Linked DNA regions of Mus musculus: region 2 is linked to region 1. The links are chromatin loops, found by intact Hi-C in ENCODE. Cell type or tissue: left cerebral cortex. All regions are shown on one strand.

Region 1 (8,000 bases):
AGTGTACGTCTGAGACAAGCAAGGCCTCCTTCCCATATCCATGGATAACTCATGCCTTCTCACGCCCACAGCCGCCCACAGCCGCCCACAGCTGCCCACAGCCGCCCACAGCTGCCCACAGCTGGTCTGGCTCTCTGCTTATTCATTTAGCTGCCCACAGCCTCCCACAGCTGCCCAGGCTCTCTGTTTATACATTTAGCTGCCCATAGCCTCTTACAGCTGCCAACAGCTGCCCAGAACTACCCTAGCTCTCTGCTTATGCACTCAGCCACCCACACCCGCCCACAGCTGCCCACAGCCAGCCATATCCACCCACAGCTGCCCACAGCCACCCACAGCTTCCCTAGCTCTCTGCTTATGCACTCAGCTACCCACAGCTGCCCACAGCCATCCACATCCACTCACAGCTGCCCACAACCACCCACAGCCAGCCACATCTGCCCACAGCCACCCACAGCTGCCCTGGCTCTCTGCTTATGCACTCAGCTGCAGTCGGTGGTCACTTGAGCACATCGCTTCCTTCCAGCGTTTTCTTTCTAGAGATGAATGTTAGCCCTAATAGCTCTGCCCTGTCTCCTCCATCCACATCCCTCCAGGTACCAGAGAGCTAGCTTCCCTTCACAGGCCTTGATTTGCACTTCACTTACTGGTCCTTTATGATGTCGTATCCAGTCTTGGTAACACGGAACAGTCTGTTGCCTTCTTTCCTTAGGAGACACTTGCCCCCCAAAGAATGTGAAACTGGGAGCCCCTGTAGATGCCTGTTTCCCTTCTATGTACCTGTGTTGGGAGAGGTTTATAATGAAACCCTAGCGTCACCATGGCTGCAGGACCCTAGTTATTGGAGCCCTGAGCAGACGGAGCCTCCTTGTTGCCAAGTTCTCTAACACATCTGTTACATCTTGCCAGCCTTGAATGACTGAATGATGGAAGTCTACCCAAAGGAGAGGGCACAAGGGAGAGGCAGGACATCTTTGGTGAAGGTGTAGATCACACATCTCTAAAGCCACTCGCAGGAGCCGCACTTGTTGTCCCATCGGCCATCTGTGGTCAGGCCAGGCCTTGCTGGGCCACAGTAACAAACACAAGTCTAAAGCCAGGCCTCCTGTGAAAGATTTCCAGACTCTTACTTGTTGCTGAGCAGGAAATGATCGTGTGTGTCTTGTGGTGATCACTACTAACCTAAGAAGGACTGCTTTGCCAAATTGTAGCGGTGATCTTGTTAAAACAGGCTTATGTGCAGCCAGGACTCAGCCTGGCTGTCAGCAGTGTGATGCCTTACACACTGTGTGCTCTTGGCCCGCTGGCCCTCCAGTCACCTTTTATGCTTTACACAGGGTCAATATCTTCCTGCGATGCCTTCCTCAACGTCTTCCAGTCCAGAGGTCTGAGGCCAGAGGTCATCTGTCCTTGTGCCAGTTCTCCTGAGGCGCTGACAGTAGCCATCCGCAGGTAACTGAGCTGCATGCTGTCTTTTGTGAACACACATTCGAATAGTCTATGTTTGATGGAGTTACCTATGGCTCTAAGTTTGTAGTCTGTTTCTAACTGTTGGGCATCCTGAAGAAGGACTTCCTATCAGTGCCGCAGTCCCCCTCAGGTAGCAGGAGGTGCAGCCTACAGTTCCATGGTTCCTGGACTACACCACTGGATTCTCTCAATTTAGTTCTCCTTACACTTCTTCCCAAATCAAGAGCTTGCTATTTCTGCCTGATCGTACGTAAAAGTTATAACTAAACAAGAGCTCTTTGTCCTGAGAGGTTCTGCTGGCTGTGGGTCTGCTGAAGAGGACCTTTAACTTACCAAGGGAAGCATCTGCCACCATAAGCTCTGCACCCCAAGCTGCTCTTTGTGGCACATCTTGGGATGTAGAGTAGGGCCTTGAGGTTGCCCTGAGAGTCCCCACCCCATCTAAGAGCTAGTATCCTAGTATCTGGTCCCTGGGTTCCTTCCTATATTTCTTGCACACAGCATGTTGTTCCCAAACCACAGCTAGGCCCAAAGGCACTTTCCTTCCTTGGTCATGAGACTCCTGGTATTGCTGATCCTGCCCTTGAGCACCATTCTGTGGGGCTTCAGGCCATGTGCTCACAGTAGAGGACATCTCCTCAGCATCTTACAGAATTGCCTCAGCTCCGGTCATGTATGCATTGTGCTTATAATTTAAAGATAGTGTGTGCTTACAAATATCTAAGTTTTAAGTAACTATTTTAATAATAGAATTAAAAGCAGCGTCCCATGTCTTGGGAAGGGTTCTATCAGGCCATCTGCTGTGGGGAGGTGGTGTTATAAAGGTAACATGGGCCTGAGCGCCCTCTGCACATGGATGGTATCACAGCCCATTGCAGCCCAGAGGCCTCCTAATAGTTAGTCTGCCCACCTGAGTACCCTAGGACTCTGTGCTAAGGTCCCAAGGTAACCAGATAGAAATTGAGTCACCTCTGATAATAGTATTGAAGCCATACTGTAGAGAGGCACATGGCTTTAGAGTACACTGTCTTGACCAGGCCACACACAGAGCAGGTGCTTTAGTGAGGGACTGAGCGTCAGTCGAGTTCCTTGTTTCTTGGAGTGAGGGCCCTCGTCAGCAGGCCTGCTGGTGTTCTTGTTGCCTAGGCCTCCAGATCTGGGAGGACCTCCTCCAAGAAAAGCTGTCCTGTCAATGAACGGCCTGAGCTACGGTGTGATCCGAGTTGACACTGAGGAGAAGCTGTCGGTTCTCACTGTTCAGGATGTCGGCCAGGTGATGCCCGGAGGTAAGAATCGGCCAGAGTGCATCTGCATCCTGCCCTGATTGACAACAGAAAGAGCATTAGTGCACCAGCAGTGCTAGCTCACTCGCTGTACACCAGGCCTAGTCCTTAACCTCGTGCCTCTTGGGGGATTTAACACCCTGCAGTTTCTATAGGGTACCTCAGAAAAAACTGATGCTGTAAATGCCTGGATGATGAGGTCACCCGAGTAGATTGTCAGAATCACCTGTGGTGACAGATGTGGAACCTCCCCCACCCCACCCAAAAAAAAAAGGGAAGGAAGGAAGAAAATCACATCTGCACCCTCCTGCAGATGCTGGCCCGGGCATTTCCCTGCTGCTTTGAGGAAGGACAGGGAGAAGGGGTGTTGGAGTGGTCCTCTAAGTGTCACTGAGGAATGGGGCCAGAGTCTGGCTCAGGAGCCCTTGGAAGCAGGGATGCTGTCAAACTGCTCTAAGTTTACTACTCTTACAGCTACTGGTTGCTGCCCTGGCACCCCATTCCTGCCACAGGCAGTATTCCACTCTTCTGTCCTGGGTTCCTCTTTGATGCTGTGATGAAACATGCTGACCAAAAGCAGCTAACAGGAAGGAAGGTTTCATTTGGCTTACACTTTCAGGAAAGTCAAGGCAGGAGCTTGAAGCAGAAACTATGGCAGAACTCTGTTTGTTGGCTTATGTTTAGATAGTTTTTTTATACATCTCTAGCCACCTACTGAAGGAATGGTACCTCCCACAGTGCTCTGGGCTCTCCTCCATTAATTAATAATCAAAACAGTTTAACTGTCATAGGCTTGTCCATGGACCAGTCTGTTTTAGGCAGTTTCTCAATTGAGGAACCTCCTCCGAGAGGACTGTAGGCTGGGCCAAGTTGGCAAGGCTAATCAAGACACTTTGTTAGTTCCAGAAGTAGGGTGCTATCTTGCATACCCAGTTACCCTCAACATCGGTGCTCCCCTCTTCTGCCAGATGTGTGGGTTCTGCTGGCTGCCTGGCGTCCTGGCCTCAAGCTGCAGTCTGTGGCCCAGGCAGCCTTGATGAAGGGTGCTAAACTCCAGACACAGAAGCTTCAGATACACTGGTCCCTGGGTTAGGCAGAGTTCTGACTGCAGTGAACATAGAGGTTTAAATTAGAGTTTCTGGCTCCACCTTTTAATTCATGGGAATTATATTTCTTCCTATAATTTGACTCCCTTAGAAACAGTCTTGCGGAATGCTTGACTTTGTAGTTAAAACATTTTCAAAAGCATGGCGGATGACTTCAACAGTCTCAGCACTTAGGACGCTGAAGCAGAGGAGTCCTGTGTTTGGGGCCTGCTTGGGCTACCTAGTAGACCTGGTCTCAACAACAACCAAATGATAAAATAAAAACAGACAATGGAGTAATATTGTTTACTTGTTCAAGTAGGTTGTAAATTGTGTGTGGGGGATTGTGAGTAATACTTAGTTTGTATATTCCTTTGTATGCAGAGGGGGACACATGTATGTGCGTGTGCACGTAGGGGCCTGAGGACAACCTCCGGTGGTGTTACTTAGACATTCTAACCCTTACTTAGAAATAGGGTCTCAGTGGCCTGGAGCTCTCTGACTCGGCTAGTCTGGCTAGCCAGCAAGCCTCAAAGATCTGCCCATCTGTCTACCCAACACTAGAACTTAAAAAAAAAATGCCATTGTGCATGGCTTTCTAACACATTGTACATGGCTTTCTAAAACATTGTGCACGGCTCTGAGATTTATTTAGGTCCCATGCTTCCTGGCACCCACTTTCCTAGCAGCTGTCTCCCGTCCTCGCTATTTATTTTGAATACATCAAGAGTTACACTTGTTTTCCTTTATTGCTCTGAGGCATGCAAACCTGTCTTGTGTTGTGCACTTCCCAGTCATATATCTGTACACACACTCCCACATGTCTGTACATGTGCTCCCAGGTGTTTTTCTGTGTATGTGTCCGCCAGATATGTGTACACATGCTTTGTGACACTTTCCCTGGAGAACAAATGAACAGCTATCTACTCGCCCCAGGCAGGGAATCCATAACAGCCCAAAGTCAGGATAGCATCCACGTCCAACTTAGTGGACCAGTGAGCTTCAGGAGTGGAAATGATCCCACGACAGCCGTATCACTGAAAGCCAACCCCAGCCTAGATGACTGCTCACAAAAGCTGGAGACCTGGAACACGCTGTACAACCTGCAGTCAGTGTAAGAGGCTGGAGAGCTTGCTCAGGCAGCTCAAGTGGTCTGAGACTCTTCTATGCAGTTGGACTTCCCTGAGAATGTATCTCCCGATTCAAAGCAAGTTATATGCAAGCTTTGGGAGGAGAGAGCCTAATGAATCTGCTGAGTTTTAGGGATTTTTTTCTGAAGCTTTTAAGTTGTTTATTTCCTGAATTTTGTGAAGTTTCCTTGAAGGGTGGAATGTTTCACTTCCCTTGAAAACATTCCATGTCTTAACACGCTTCAGTCCAAGACAGATGTCTCACCTCTGACGAAATGGCCACACAATGACTGATTGTGCACACACTTCCTAGGCATTCTCTCTGGGGTTGGGGCCCTTCCCAGCGTTTGGCGGTTGCTTAATTGACTGGGCTTCTGGGCACAGTCAAATCTAATAAGTCTTATTCCAGCGCTGAAGTGTGCTGTACCGGCCTCCTAGCATTCACACTTATACAATATCAAGTGGATTTGTAGTAATTTGAGTGATTTTTGTGACTTTTAAATCATCTCTGTGCACACTGAAGGTAAATACTCCCGTCCGTGTACATGGGAAAATGAGATTCTGTTAGTCAAGAGAGTATTGGATAGGGCTGGTGAGATGGCTCAGCAGTTAAGAGCACTGACTGCTCTTCCAGAGGTCCTGAGTTCAATTCCCAGCAACCACATGGTGGCTCACAACCATCTGTAATGGGATCTGATGTCCTCTTCTGGTGTGTCTGAAGACAGCTACAGTCTACTTGTACACATAAAATAAATAAATCAATCTTTTTTTAAAAAAAAAAAAAAGAGTATTACATAGATGTAGTTTACTTTTTAATCACATCTGACCCTCCCCATTCTGCATGTCTGCATGTGTGCATTCATGTCTCTGTGTGTGTGTATGTCTGTGTGTCTGTGTGTCTGTGTGGTCTGTATCTGTCTTTCTAGCGCGGGCAGTGGACCCAGACCTCCTTATATCCTAAGTGAGCTCGCTACCACTTATAGCCGTATCCCTCACGCTGCTTATAACAAGTACTTAAATAGCACTGTCCACACCCACACCGTGACTCTCTGTATAAGAATTTGCAGCCTGTGTAATGTTTTGTTTCTATAACTTCAATTATAGCAGCAGTGCCAGGCACGGTGGCGCACTTATTATCTCATCACTTGGGAGGCAGAGGCAGGTGGATCTCTGTGAGTTCCTCAGGCCAGCTCCATCCAAATAGAGAGGCCTGGGCCAGTCAGAGCTACACAGTGTCTCAAAAACAAACAAATGAAAAACCCCTCGAATATGTGAGCAAGAAAACTTTTGTGAGTGATCTGTTTAAATATATACCTTGATGATTTTGAATTCTTTTCTCTGTTTAGCTAGTGTGTGTGTTGTGAAGGTAGATGGTGCCCCTTATCTCTGTAAAACTGATGAAATTGGAGAAATCTGTGTCAATTCTGTTGCAACTGGGACAGCATACTATGGACTGCTTGGAATCACGAAGAATACATTTGAGGTGCGTATCCCCTTCCTGATCTTTATCTTGAAATCAAATCCCATGAGTGTTGATGGGCACAAATGTTCAGGGGGAAGTGGAGGCCCCCGAGGAGTGATTCACACACTCCACAGGCTTAGCTGGCTTCGGCCAGTGAGAAGGTACCGATAGGACCCCAGCTCTGCTCACTGTATGATCCCTGTTGTTCACGATAAGTCCCTGTAAGGACAGGTGATACCAGGAGCTGGGTGTACAAATAGGTGAGGGTTGCTGGAGTCCTGGGTAGGTGCTGTATCCACTCAGCAGAGCAGACAAGGTGAGAGAATGGTCTGTGGAGGGCCAGGTGCCCTGGGAGTCTCTTCCTGTGGGACACTAAACCCTGGGCCACAGGCGGTGTGTGGTATTTGAAATGGCTAAAGTAATGCCATCTTTCCCTAACTCGATTTTGTGTCCGCTAAGACAGGTCTCAGCCTTCCAGCCCTCATCAATCACATCCACCCTGGTTATGCTTTTTGAGCTGTCTGTGACCAGGAGTGTGGTCCAAATATGTTAATGAAAGTAATAAATCTTTGTGCAATCTAAAACTGAAAATTGAAACAACTAAGAGGAAATGTAAATAAAATGCTGCACATTTGAAAAACAATGCTGCTAAGCTTTGCAAGAGGACAACATTACCGAATGTTCTAGCTCCCTGATGGATGTCTTCCCCCTCGAGCATTGACGTAACAGTGGGCTTTGTCTTTAAGAAGCCTGCGTCATCACCAAGAGGCAATTTGGAGGCCTGAGCCTGCCTTGGCCTGGCCACTATTGAGTCCTCCTGCTTGCCCGCCCTGTCTTTCTAGTAGTCAGTGAGTTGTCTGCTGCCTGACATCCTCTCCCCTGTTCTGGCAGACCGTCCCGGTCACTGCGGACGGAGTCCCTGTCTCTGACCGGCCTTTCACCAGGACAGGCCTTCTGGGATTTATCGGACCTGTGAGTATGAGTGTGACCTCCTATACCCGCCCAGCTGCAGAGAGCGCTGGCGGAGGAAAGGAACGCTGCTCTGTAAACACGCTCCTGTCCCCAGTGTCCTAGGTTCTCAGTGTGACCTTGGCCTGTCGTGCTGACCACCCTGGCCTGCTTCTGACCTGCATGTACTGTTTCTCCAGCCACCGACCCACAGTGGGCCCCGGGTGCGAAACGAAGTGGGGGTGATTTTGTTTTTATCATTTTTTTCCAGTTTTGATATTTAAAATGATAAAATGAATACATCTGCAGCATCTAGGCCCACCTCTTCTCAGGTGGATGCGTGTGTCCTTTCCCAGAAACATTGGTTGTCACAGCTCAGGGACGGGCTCACTCCCTTGTGGGTGTCTGCAGGCCAGAACTGCTTAGTACCAGCTAGTGTAATGTGGCGGTGTCTGTAGCTACATAGTTAGCTCATGGGTCACATGACACACCATGAGGCCTTGCCCTTGTTGGAGCATCTCAGAGTCGTTCACACACCCACCCATGACTTTATAGCCCTTTAACATTGATGCCCCTTTCCCACCCTTCAGTGCTGCCCTCTCTTCACCCATGTGATCTGTCC
Region 2 (8,000 bases), 200 kb before region 1:
AAGAGTACGTGTTGTTCTTGCAGAGGACCCAGGTTCGATTCCTAGCACTGTGGCAGGTCACATCTGTCTATGACTCTAGTGCCAAAGGATGTGACACCTCTTCTGACATCCTTGGTCTCCAGGCATGCGTGTGGTTCACATACATACGTACATGAAGACAAAGCACTATATACAAAAAAGATAATAAAATAAATCTAAAGCTGGGCGTGGTGGCACACGCCTTTAATCCCAGCACTCGGGAGGCAGAGGCAGGCAGATTTCTGAGTTCGAGGCCAGCCTGGTTTACAAAGTGAGTTCTAGGACAGCCAGGGCTATACAGAGAAACCCTGTCTCAAAAAACCAAAATAAATAAATAAATAAATAAATAAATAAATCTAAAAAAATACATGGTTTTGATTTTTTGATTTTAGAGAGAACATCAGATTTTTGTAAGAGAATACCAGTTTGAAAGATTCATTCATATTCGTGAAGCCATGGCGAATTATTTAATGTATTCAAAGACATTTCCCTGTATCCAGTACAGCCAATAAACAAACAAACAATAAAAAGCAAGTACTCTATAAATATCTGTTCACATACAAGATATTCTAACTCTACTTCAGTTCTCCATTCCTATCAATCTGTGAGCCTTTCATGTCTGACTAATGGAGTTGACAGCTCACATATTATGAACGCGATAAAAGCTCCTGTGTGGGTGGACGTTATCTGTAGGAACACAGCACTAACCGTTGTAGATACTTGCAGAAACACTGGAGTTCCTGGAGTGTCTCTTTTGCAGTCTGGAAAATTTCCTCAGCAAGAAACAAATCCACCAGGTGTGCACAGACGGCTTCACAACAGCGGGCCACACGGACCTTCTGGTCTATTTCTACTGCACTCCTAAAATAGAGAGCAATTACCATAGAAGCAGCTACACCAAAGGGCATGGACACTTACGGGCCTGCTTTAAAAATGTGCGTCTGGGTCGGGAATGTCAGCTTGGCACAGCTAGAGTTATACGGAAAGAGAAACCTCAATTGAGAAAATGCCTCCATCCAATTGCCAATAGGCAAGTCCGTAAGGCAGTTTCAACTTCCTTCCATAATGAGCTGTGATGTGGCAGTGTAAGCCAAATAAAAAATAAACTCTTCCCTGTCCAAGCTGCTTTCAGTCACAGTCTTAGTCACAGCAATGAAAACCAAATTAGGACAGTATCTGCCTAGCATGTGTAAGGCCCTGGTTCTGACTGCTGCACCCACCCTAGAAGAAGCTGGAGTCTGACTTCCTATGGAAATACAGTAACAAATATAACATTTCCACTATAAGAGGGAGTTCAAGACTTTTATTTTTACTTAAAAGCAGATCACCTGGGAAGAAAAGCGAAAAATGTCATGGGGGTGCCAGATCAAGTCCAAACAGGCCACTGTAACAATCCAGAAATAAAGTTTTAACTCATAAAGCTATGGTGGCCTGCGTAAACTTCCTAACCCTAACGCCCAGGAGCCTGAGGTGAGAGCACCACTTGAGCACAGCAGCTGAACCTAACATAACAAGAAGCCACACACAAACTTTACTCTGTCCGGTGTGAGGGCCCCAGTGCACCATGGGTACACGTGCGTGGAGGCTGCAGGAAGTGCTCTCTTACTCCACTGAGTGGGTTCTGCAGACTGGCTCCAGGTCATTAAGCTCGGCAACAAGTGATTCTGAATTTTTATTTTTAATGACAACTTAGACAACTTCAAAGTCTTATCAGCAATATGTGGTATCTACAATTAGAAGTACCTTCCACACATGATAAATACTAGTGGCTACTAGGAATGGCTTCCTCTGGTCAGATGGTGGTTGCCCTCAGGTAAACCTGTATCTCAGACTTTCCTCTTTTTCAAAGAGAGTCTCACTAGTTAACCCCAGCTGACACAGAATTTGCTTTGTAGCCTGAGGTGGCCTAAAACCTGTTCTCCTCCCTCAGCCTCACAAGTACTGGGACGACAGGCAAGTACTGCTGTACCCAGATACAAAGAGAAACAGTGTTGTGGCATGCCACCTGTGTTTGGCAGCCTGCAGAGGCTGGATCAGGACAGCAGAGTCCCGGGAGGTGGGGTTACTCATGACTGTGAGTAACTGACGTAGGTCTAGGAATTAAACTCAGGACCTCTGGGTTTAGCAAGCACTCTTAACCACTGAGGTATTTCTCTCACCCAAAAAAAGAAACTTTTAAATAAAAGGATTCTACTAAATAAGGCAGAAAAAAAAAAAAAAAAAAACAACCTACCCCATTAAAGCAGAAGTAACCCTAAGCAGAGGAGACCCCTTCCCAATAACCCATCTTTGCCAGTGCCAGAGACACTCCAGACCGAGCCAGACTCAGACACCCAGAGCCGCAGGCACTTACCTCACACGTTAGCAAGCCCTGGGCTTTTATTTAGGACTAAAAATAAATTCACAGGGCTGGAGAGATGGCTCAGCGGTTAAGAGCACTGACTGCTCTTCCAAAAGGTACTGAGTTCAGGTCCCAGCAACGATATGGTGGCTCACAACCATCTGTAATGGGATCCAATGCCCTCTTTTGTTGTGTCCGAAGACAGCAACTGTGTACTCATGCACATAAATATTTGAAAAGAAACAGGCATAAACTTCCCTCTCCTTTAAAAAAATAAAAATAAGCTCACTAGCTTGACACAGTGGCACACCTCCAATTACAGCAGTTGGAAGGCAGAGGCAGTAAGTGGCTTTCTCTGAGTTTGAGACTACCCAGGTAACAAAGTGAGTTCAAGACCAGCCAGGACTACATAGTCAGACCTTGTCTCAGAAAACAAAACAAAACAAAACAAAACAAAACAAAACAAATGATATACTAAATTAATCTAGTACATGGAAGGCTCACATAGGAGAATAACCCAAGTTCAAGACCAACATGAACTACATAGTAAGTGCTAGGCCATTCTGGGCTACAAAGTATGATCCTGCCTCAGAGAATGGACATTTGACATCGTTTTGTGAGATCTCTTCCTTATAGCAACTGGAGAGACAGGCTCCCAAGTCTCGGACTAGGAAGAACACGGACTGCAAACACACTGCCTCTGAGCGGTGGGCGCTGTGCCGTGCACTGTGCTCCGTCCAGCTAATGCTCTCAGCAGGACAGAAGCACAGGGCAGACCTTCCTCAACAGCTCTCAAGTGAAAAGGCCAAGGAAGCCTCACACACAAGTTTAGAAAGGCTTCCTTAGGGCTGGTGAGATGGCTCAGTGGTTAAGAGGGCTGAGGGCTCTCCTGGAAGTCAAGAGTTCAAATCCCAGCAACCACATGATGGCTCACAACCATCCGTAATGAGAGAGAAACAAACAAACAAACAAACAAACAATCCCTATCCCTGCTCTCGGGGACCAGAGCAAGATGGGGAAAGGGAAAGGAAAAAAAAAGAAAAGAAAGAAAGGCTCCCTTAGTTGAAGAATAATGGCATATGGCCTACTATACAAAGGTTCTCTAGTAAATCTGCCAACAGACACATCTCATGCTTCCTGATAGGGACACTGACTCAGAGGGCCTCCCTATCAGAAAACAGCATGCTACATCTGTCTAGAAGCTTTTGATGCAGTACTTGGGAAGCTAGGCAGATGGAGCTCTCTGTGTCTGAGGCCAAGACCAGCCTGTCTACAGGACAGCCGGGGCTAGAAAGAGAGACCATGATATGCATACACATCATTACAACAGCTTGGCCACAGTCCCTCCTTCCTCCTGACATTCAGGACACAGTATGTCACTCACTGTAGCTCCTGAGAGCAGGTTTCCCACACACACTCTGTCACCGTGAGTTCTGTCAGCTCTGCGGCCAGACCCTCGCTCAGCTGAGTTAACATCAGTTCTCTCTCTTGCTTCAACCTAGGGGTAAACGGAAGAAAAGCACAAAGATAATACTTAAAGAATTCAGTTCAGTGGTTCAGTGGTTAAGAACGCAGTGTTTTTGCAGGTTCAGGTCCCACATGGCACTGCTCATAATTGCCTGTAGCTACAGCTCCAGAGACCTAACACCCAGAGGAACCTGCACACACATCAATATGCCATCCACCCTGCAACACACACAGGCACAGATACACACATACACCACATACCACACACACACACACACATACATACATACAAATACACACACACACACACACACACACACACACACACACACACCCTTCCCTTAGTCAAATCATTAGGGTGGTGAATGGTCCAACAGGGTCAGACGACAGAAGGGCTATCAGAAGTCAGAGGTCAGGGCTGGGGCAAACTAACCTCCATGCCCGTCTATAGGAGCAAGACACACCCACCGTTCCTCCTCAGCTCGTTGCTTCTCTTCCTCTAGTCTCTGCCTTTCCATGGAAACTTCCTCAGCGGCAACGTGCCTCAGAATGCCCGTGGTCGCAGCAGTAATCAGATCCTCCACAGCAGCATTGGAAACGCTTAACAAAACAAAGCAGGCGGCATTCAAACCCAGACAACAGCAAGCCACCATTCCCTCCTGCCATGGGAGACTTGTCTCTAGAAGGCAGAGACCTCAATACATGAAAACCAATCACAGGCGGACAAGATGGCTCAGCCGTAAAGCTGCCATGCTGTGCTAGCAGGTAACCTGAACAATAGTAATAACTAATAATAAACAAAATAAAGTTCTTCTAAAAAAGCATCTACAGTAAAGAAATACAACTATACTTACTACCTCACAAAGCTGCAATCGTCTTAATACTAATACTGTACACATATATAGTAATATATACGCATATATATATATATATATATACACACACACACACATATATACACACACATGCACACATACACATATACATGATGATTCTGTGACTTTTGCAATTATATAGCTCAAAAGATATAATTCACAAAGGAGTTCAAGAGTAATCAAGTTTAAAAACTAAGTTAAAAAATATATAAGTGAGTTTATCATATCTCTTATCATAAATAATCTTATTTTTGTAAATGAAATGGTAAACTAGTTTCACAAGGTATATTGCTTAGATTCAGGAATGAGAGAATCCCTAGTACGTTAAACTAAGGACAGAAACAGTTTGCACTACAACTCCAGGCCCTGTTGGTCATTTGAGCATCCCCGGGACAGTCTGGTTTACACACTGAGTTCAGGTAAGCCAGGGCCCCAAACTGAGACACCGTCCAAACAAATGCACAAACAAACAGACAGACAAAGCAAAGAAAAAAACATAAGCTATAAAACTTGTAGAAGAAAATACGAATATTTTCATGACATTGGATTTGGCAGTAATTTTCTAGGTAAGACCCTAAAGGCCCAGGTAACAAAAGAAACATTAGAAAGATTAGACTCCAAAAAGGTTTGACTCTTGTATGCATTAGAGACGTTACAAGAGGCGAGAAGAGAAGCGGGGTCAGAGCCAGGGCGGTGGCTCGGTTGTAGAGTGCTTGTCTAACAGGCCCAAAGGCTCACACCTCAGCGCTGCCTGCCAGGTGTACTTGAGAGGTGGGGGCTGAAACAGGGGAAAAAGACCATCCAGAGAATGAGAGAAAATACATGCACTTCTGTGTCTGATAAGAGATTAACATCCAGAATATAAAGACGCTCCTACAAGTCGACCACAAATAGCTCAAGCAGAGGCCAACAAGTTAACTTACAGTTCCAGGAAAACAGAAGAACAAACAGGACAGAAAAGAAGCAGCACCGCCAGCCATGAGGGACATACAAGTCAGGCTTTAATGAGATGCCACTCCTGTCACAAAGAACGGGAGACAGAGAGCCACCACTCCCAGACGGACGGACAGACTGGCAGTGCACGCCTGCAATCCTGGTGCTCAGGAGGCTAGGGGCGGCAGTCAGGAGTTCAAGGCTACAGGCTGGCATGGTGAAGTATAGCTTCAGCCCCAGCAGAGGGGGAGCAGAAGCAGGCTGATCTCAGGGAGCTGGAGGCCAGCACGGTCTACAGTGTCCAGTTCAAAAGCTAAAACAAAAGGGCAGTACTGGAGAGACGGCTCAGCAGTTAGGAGCACTGAGTATTCCTGAGGACCTGAGTTCGATTCTCAGTACCCACAGGACACCTCACAACCATCTGTAACTTCAGCTCCAGGGGAGCTGATGCCTTCCTCTGCCCTCTGCAGGTACTGGGTATACATGGAGGACACACATACCTGCAAGCTAAACCCTTCAACACATAAAATAAACAATCAAATAATTAAGACTTGAACCGTTTAAAAAAGGAATCACAAATGGAAATTACATACTAATAAGAACTAAAGGTCAGAAACAGGAGAAACCGCACCTCCCTAGAGACCAGAAGAAACATTTAGGCCTCAGAGAGGTGCAAAGTCCCTGAAATTGTCACCGTGGATCTTAAGCACATGGAACAGGGACTTGCTGGTAAGAGAGAACAGCTTTATTAGGAAGGACATGACTGTGCCCAGAAAGCAATTGTCAGCCAAGCAAGAAAGGCTGACACGCTAGTCACCACTCACCCCAGAGCTGCGGCTACGTAGGCTGCCCCAGCGGAGCTGACTTCCTCACAGTCCACTTGCAGAGCCTCCTGGATGAGCTCGTCCACCACCTGTACCAGGTCCTAAGGAGAGACATCTTGCGTGAAGACTTCTTAGTGACATTTGTGAAGGTGTTCCCAGCAAAGCACAGGGACCTTAGTGTAGAGGGCTGCAGGAAGACTCTGAACAACAGAAAGATGCCTTCCACAGAGGTGAGGGCAAGCAAGCCTGCTGAGGACTGCCCTGTAGGTGGCCCCAACAGCACCTTTAGCCATCATTTTGTGTGCACATTAAATCCTCAATTCCTGTGACCTATGAACTTTCCCTCTAGACCCTCTGACCCTCCAGTAGGGACAGTGTCCAGCATCTGCCTGAGAGGCCAGTGAGACACAATCAAGTCCCCACTTGTGCAACAAACAAGATCTGCTCAAAACCAAAGCCTCCCTCTGCCGACAGGTACAAAGCAGTGTCGTGACCCACAGGCCCTGGACAGCCATTTGCTGGGTGCTGCACATGAGCAGAACAGACATGTAGGGTTCAGCTTGGTATGGAAGGAGGCACTCAAGTGTAGCTCTGACTATGATGAAGATGGGCCCCTGTTGGTACCTGAGGCTGACTGAGTAGATCCAGCCTCTCCCCCTCCCCCTCCCGACTCGGGCTCCTATCTAACGAGACCAAGCAACACAGCACCCTTACACAGAATGCTACAGACGTCATGAGGCTTTAACACGCACGATCCCTACCGAGTCAGAGTACACAGGCGCAGGCTTTGGAAGCAGCACCTCAGGCTGCGTGGAGGCCTGGAGAAGGCTGGGTGCTGCGGCTGGGGCCAGTGGCTGGACATGAAGCGCCGGCGTGGCTGAGGATGCAGGAGGCGGCTGTGGGAGGACCGCCAATGTTGGCACGTCCACCTCTGCCTCACAGTCCTCTCCTCTGCCACCACCTAGAAAGAGACACAAGGTGCTGAAGACACTTGCTAGCAGAGCACACAACTACAGTCTCTAGAAAAGGACACAGCTATCTGTAGCGTGAGGGGCAGACTGCCCTCCTGACAACCATTCAGGGACATGGCACAGGATGACAGATGCCCTGTGTGGAAACGCACTATCACAAGCTCTAACAGGGGCTTCAAAACTCCAGATCCAGGCAAAGCAAGAGATATTTAAGCATCTGGCCAAGACAGAATCTTCGAGTGACAGGGAGGCTTCCAAGAAGGGAAACGTACTTGACTCACCTGCTGGGTCTCCACCAGCTCTCTGAGTGCTGATGGGCAGCTCCGTAGCCAGGCTCTCTCCAACGTACTTATTCTGGGAGTTGAAGCTGCACACAGGTGTATGGCGAGGAACAGGGGGCAACGGCCCTCCATTCACAACTTCCCCAACTGACACCGTCAGCTTCCGGCCAATAAACACTGACTTCCTGGCCTTGCATAATCCCTCCGGTTCCAAGAATGCCGACCGATTCAGCTCAACACAGCTACGCAGACCACAAAGAGCACAGCAAGTAGTCAGCAGGGAAAGAAGA

What was found. A loop is a pair of places that touch in the nucleus more often than their neighbours do. Peaks named below come from ENCODE experiments on the same cell type or tissue, not always from the same donor. Only the 100,000 strongest peaks of a DNase experiment are listed, where the experiment ranks them.
Region 2: it touches region 1 in a loop (2.3-fold over the local background); 2 of 42 quality-filtered maps call a loop at or near these places.

Annotation. Positions count from the first base shown.
Region 1 is chr10:76,285,764-76,293,763 of GRCm38, reverse strand. It overlaps Dip2a (disco interacting protein 2 homolog A), which reads left to right. Exons shown (of 38, transcript NM_001081419.2): 17 at 1,338-1,452; 18 at 2,617-2,756; 19 at 6,315-6,451; 20 at 7,322-7,402. Among named protein-coding and RNA genes, the nearest start is that of S100b, 36 kb to the right of the region's middle. In left cerebral cortex, no CTCF peak of the experiment used is centred here; DNase peaks (open chromatin) are centred at 3,669, 4,515 and 6,009.
Region 2 is chr10:76,489,287-76,497,286 of GRCm38, reverse strand. It overlaps Mcm3ap (minichromosome maintenance complex component 3 associated protein), which reads right to left. Exons shown (of 29, transcript NM_019434.3): 12 at 7,711-7,952; 13 at 7,220-7,419; 14 at 6,459-6,559; 15 at 4,295-4,426; 16 at 3,744-3,857; 17 at 727-879. Among named protein-coding and RNA genes, the nearest start is that of Ybey, 24 kb to the right of the region's middle. In left cerebral cortex, a CTCF peak has its summit at 3,595; DNase peaks (open chromatin) are centred at 790, 1,174 and 3,603.